2 separate regions of the Homo sapiens genome follow, and region 2 is linked to region 1. A link is a loop called in an ENCODE intact Hi-C map of the cell type or tissue named here. Cell type or tissue: adrenal gland. All regions are shown on one strand. Region 1 has its middle 13 kb from the start of CCL17. Region 2 overlaps CPNE2 (copine 2).

What was found. Peaks named below come from ENCODE experiments on the same cell type or tissue, not always from the same donor. Only the 100,000 strongest peaks of a DNase experiment are listed, where the experiment ranks them.
Region 2: a loop joins it to region 1, with 2.8 times the contacts of the local background. A loop is called at or near these places in 9 of 110 quality-filtered maps.

Annotation. Positions count from the first base shown.
Region 1 is chr16:57,416,122-57,418,621 of GRCh38, reverse strand. No RefSeq gene overlaps it. Among named protein-coding and RNA genes, the nearest start is that of CCL17, 13 kb to the right of the region's middle. RefSeq lists enhancers at 443-957, 1,474-1,989, 1,990-2,500. In adrenal gland, CTCF peaks have their summits at 1,189 and 1,404 (motif pointing right); DNase peaks (open chromatin) are centred at 1,421 and 1,990; H3K4me3 peaks cover 590 bases; H3K27ac peaks cover 639 bases.
Region 2 is chr16:57,103,846-57,106,345 of GRCh38, reverse strand. The region is part of intron 1 of CPNE2 (copine 2); the gene reads right to left. Among named protein-coding and RNA genes, the nearest start is that of CPNE2, 13 kb to the right of the region's middle. RefSeq lists enhancers at 385-984, 2,264-2,500. In adrenal gland, no CTCF peak of the experiment used is centred here; no DNase peak of the experiment used is centred here.

The DNA.
Region 1 (2,500 bases):
GTGGCTCACGCCTGTAATCCCAGCACTTTGGGAGGCCGAGGTGGGCGGATCACTTGAGCTCGGGAGTTCGAGACCAGCCTGGCCAACATGGTAAAACCCCATCTCTTCTAAAAATACAAAAATCAGCCAGGTGTGGTGGTGCACACCTATAATCCCAGCTACTCAGGAAGCTGAGGCATGAGAATCGCTTGAACCCGGGAGACAGAGGTTGCAGTGAGCCAGATCGCACCACTGCACTCCAGCCTGGGTCACAGAGCCAGACTCCATCTGAAAAAAAAAAAAAAAAAAAAAAAAAAAAAAAGCAGGGGTGGGGTGGGGGAGGAGGGGAGGCACCTACCAGGTGAAAGAAACAACATAAGTCTGGCGCTTCTCCTCACTTTTCACCCCGAACCTGCCCATTCCTCTTTTTCCCTCCCAGCAGTCTTTCCAATCACAGCAGTCTCCAGGTCACACCTCCTTAAAATGCCCTAAGGTCACATGGCAGTTGTCCTATCTCTTGCATCTCACCATCCCCCAGCTTGCACCGGATGCTGCTCGTGAATACTTGGATTCTGAATCCTGCGTTTTGTTGCCAGTCCTGGATCCACCTCTTCCCTGCCTTTATGCAATGCCCCACCCTATCTCACTTTCAGGGACCCTCTGGCAACTCCCCACCTCCTCACAGGCCTCCACGGCAGCTCTACTTACCTAAGCTTACAATATGGGCTTCTGAGTAGGATTTCAGTAGGGAAAAAACAAAAAAGGTCTTGCTTTTTTAAACGAAGTTTGCTGGAGGCCAGGCGCGGTGGCTCATGCCTGTAATCTCAGCACTTTGGGAGGCCAAGGCGAGTGGATCACATAAGGCCAAGAGTTCAAGACCAGCCTGACCGACATGGTGAAACCCCGTCTCTACTAAAAATACAAAAAAATTAGCCGGGTGTGGTGGCGGGCGCCTGTAATCCCAGCTACTTAGGAGGCTGAAGCAGGAGAATCGCTTGAACCTGGGAGGCGGAGGTTGCAGTGAGCTGAGATGGAGCCATTGCACTCTGAGAGTCCTTCCAGCTCTCGCCTGCAGGGTGCAGGGGTCCAGACCCCGGCTGTCTCTGGCCTTTGCTGTCTTAGGAGCTTCTCCTTGCCTCCCTCCCTTTTTAGATCATCCTTCCTCCTCCCGGTGGATTCAGAGGACAATTTTCCATGAAGAACTCAGACTGGGCCATCCCCAGGACTCTGGGTCTTAGGCAGTTGTTCAAGTGATCCTCCTCGGCATCAGGACAGGAGATGAGCCCACTTGCGGCTGAAGAGACCCTAGAGTCACAGGCAAGCCAGTTCACTGGTTTTATCAACCTCGTTATCGCTGTGCCCGTACTGGAAAGTAAACTTGGGTTCTATCATCTGCCCTGCAATGAGCTGACTGGCCACAAGGGAGCAGCAGGAGGCAACAGCCGGGCCTGGAAATTGCCCTTCTAACCGCAGCCCCACCAAACAATGCCCGCCACAAGGTCCTCGGAAGAGAAGGACCCGCGCCCCTGCCGCCAAACTGTGTTCAGAGAGAAGCCACGGCCCCATCGCTGGTTGGGAGAGTGAGAGAGAACTAGAAGGCTTAGGCCCCGACTCCTCTGTGCTCAGCCCTTAGCTGGGCATGGGCAGAGGGGTCTGGGGGTGGGGTGTCCTGAGCCTCTAGTCCCCATCTTTTTTAGCACAGGGGTGTGGGGTCCCCGGAGTGGCTCACGGAGCTCTCAACCTAATGGAGGAGCTGGGACTGCCACACACGCGCACGCACACACACACACACACACACACACACACACACACAATGAGAGAACCACGCGGAGCAGGGGTCGGCTTCAGGGCAGTCCCTAAGAGCTGGGGGAGCGAGTCGGTGGGCGGTTGTGCTGGGCCGGCTTCCGGCAGGCTGGGCGCAGCCAGGGCCGGGTGGGGATCACACTTCAGTCAGGAGGAACCACAGGGCCGCGTGGCGCCCGCCTGCCTGAGCCTGGAGTGGGCTAGGAAGTCAGCCGCAGGCAGAGGGCCCAGGACCCACAGAGCCCCCTCGCCCTGGAGCTGGGGTCTGGAGTTTGAGCGGGGAGAGGGAGCCAGGGCCAGGAGGAGCCGGGCCAGCTGGACTGCAGTGAGTGCAGGGGAAGGCAAGGACAGGGCTACAAGCTTCCCCCACCCTTGGCCAGGGGGCTCCCCAGCACTGGGCAGAGCTGTGGCCTGCGGCAGGGTCCTGGCCAGTCTGTGAAATTGACTCCAGCACCTCGGGGAAGTTTGTCCTCAGCTCCACGTGGGGCAAGAACAGGAGCTGGGCTGGGGGGAAACCGGGAGACCTTGGGGTGGGTAGGGAGAGAATCCAGCGGCCGCCTCCCAGGACCCCGCCAACCCCGCCCCTGCCCGGGCCTCTCACCAGGGCCTCCCCTCACTGGTGCGTGGTCTGCGGAAGCCACGTGCCCTTCTCAGCCTCAGTTTCCCTTTCCGACCTGCACAGGGCAGGACCAGAGGTTCTCTGAGAACCCTCCCAGAG
Region 2 (2,500 bases), 310 kb after region 1:
GTGGGCAGGAGGGACAGGTCACAGGGGCAGGGGGCGGTGGCTGGGCCAGGAGCCCCCAGCTCACTGCAACTCCACCTGGATCGGCTCAGGCCCTGGCTAGAGTGAGCAATGGGTGGGTGGGAAGGGAACTCCTCCCCGAGCCAGGGGCAGGTCCTCCCATCTCCAACTCACCCTCTGGCTGGAAGCTTCTGGATCCCCGAAACGGGGAGCACATGATGTCTGGAGTTGGGGCAGGCGGGGGGAAGAGTGGGTCCCTCTGCGCCAGCCCAGCAGCAGCCAGGCGTACTGGACCCTGAGGCCTGACGCAATGGAAAAAGAAACTACAGCTTAGGCTGGGCCAGGGGCCCCCTCCCCTCCTACCCCAGCAGGAGGGCAGGCAGGCAAGGTGTCATTAAGGGAGGGCTGGGCCTGCCATGCGCATCTGGGCACGATGGAAACACCTCTGGGGCAGCCCCCACCCCATAGGTAATTTGAGGTTTCAGGCTGGGGGATGGGATGGGGAGCCAGGGCCTGCTTAAAGCATGGTCCTGACTCCTGGCACAGATGGGCACAGCCCTTCTGGGGTGACCAGACCCCCCAGGCAAGGAGCTTGGAGAGGGGTTTATGAAACTAGTGGTCTCTTTTACAGATGGGTCAACTGAGGCAAAGAGAGGACAGGACTTGGGAATTCCCAGGCACTGATTCATTGGTTCATTCAACAAATACTCCCTGAGCACCCCGGGGCTATGCAGTTAATAAAACACACAGGAGCCAGTGGTGGCTCACACCTGTAATCTCAGCACTTTGGGAGGCTGAGGTGGAAGAATGGCTTGGGCCCAGGAGTTTGGGGCTGCGGTGAGCTGTGATTGTGCCACTGCACTCCAACCTGGGCGATAGAGCAAAACCCTGTCTTAAAAGTTAAAAAAAAAAAAAAAACCGGACACATAGGATTCAGCCCTCACAGGGTCCACTGACCCCAGCGAGGAGGCATCTTGCCCTTAGGCAGGACAGGCTTGGACATTGGTGCTGAGCCACAGGCCTAGAACATCACGGTTTTAGCCAGAAAACTAGGAATTCATCGTCCTTAATCTCCTTTTATCTTCACCTCCTATATGCCACCAGTGCTGCTGATTTCACCTTCAAGCTGCATTCAGCATCCGTCCTCTCCCCACTTCCACTATGTCAGCCCAGCCAGGCTCCCATCATCTCGTGCCCAGACACACCCTGACCCATAACAGGAATCTCTGATGCAAGCTCAGCTGCACTCTCTTTTCCACACCAGAGCCAGAGGGAGTCTTTAAACCTAGAAGTCAGATGCCACCATGGCTCTACCTGAAAGTCTTCCTGTGACCTCCTCATCCAGGTCACACAAACCCCAAATCGTGCCCAGGATGACAGGACCCTGCCTGACCTGTCCCCACTTCCTGCCACCCTCCCCCTCGCTTGCTTCCTTTGGCCCAGCTGCACTGGCCTCCCTTTGCTGTCAGGCTCTCTCCTGCCTCAGGGCCTTAGCACTTGCTGTTCCTTTTTCCAGGAATGCCTTTCTTCACAGGAAAGGTCTTACTTGTCAGCTTAATATCACATCCTCAGAGGCCTTCCCTGATCACCCAGGCTGATGTAATCTGTCTCCGCTCCATGCTGCTTCCTTCACAGATCACTGCAATGTACAATCGTTTTACATATCTGTCTATGTACCTGTGTCTGTCTGCCCCGTCCCTCAGGAGGACATCATCACTGTTTCCCCAGCACCTATGGCCGTATCTGCATATGTGAGCACCTAATCAATGAGGAAGGTGGGGGCTCGTCAGGCAGGCTCCATCATCAGCAGCCCCAGAGCAATCATAGCCACCTCCCCCTGCACACATCACTTGAGAGAATCACAGGCAGCTTCTCAAACCCTAGGGTCTGAGAGGCCAGCAGGAGAGGGACTGTGTCCTACTTCACAGGGGTGGAAACTGAGGCCCAACAAGAGGCAGTGGTTTTTTTAAGCCAGGGAAGGATGGTGACTAGGCCCAGAGCCAAGGCTGCCATCACTCCATCCTTCCCACTTTGGCTCTGCCATTTAACTGCTCTGTGACCTCTGGCAAGTTCCTTCAACTCCCTATGTCTCAGTTTCTCCCTCTGTAAAATGGGAACAAGAGTGCCTTCCGGCCGGGCGTGGTGGCTCACACCTGTGATCCCAGCACTTTGGGAGGCCGAGGCAGCTGGGATCACCTGAGGTCAGGAGTTCAAGACCAGCCTGGCCAACATGGTGGAACCCCATCTCTACTAAAAATACAAAAATTAGCTGGGCGTGGTGGTGTGTGCCCTTAATCCCAGCTACTCGGGAAGCTGAGGCAGGAGAATTGCTTGAACCTGGGAGGCGGAGGTTGCAATGAGCCTAGATTGCACCACTGCACTCCAGCCTGGGTGAGAGAGCAAGACCCCATATCAAAACAAAAACAAAAAACAACAACCAAAAAAGAGTGCTTTCCTAGGTGTTGTGAGGATTCAGTGAGGTAAAGCACTTGGAACAATAGGT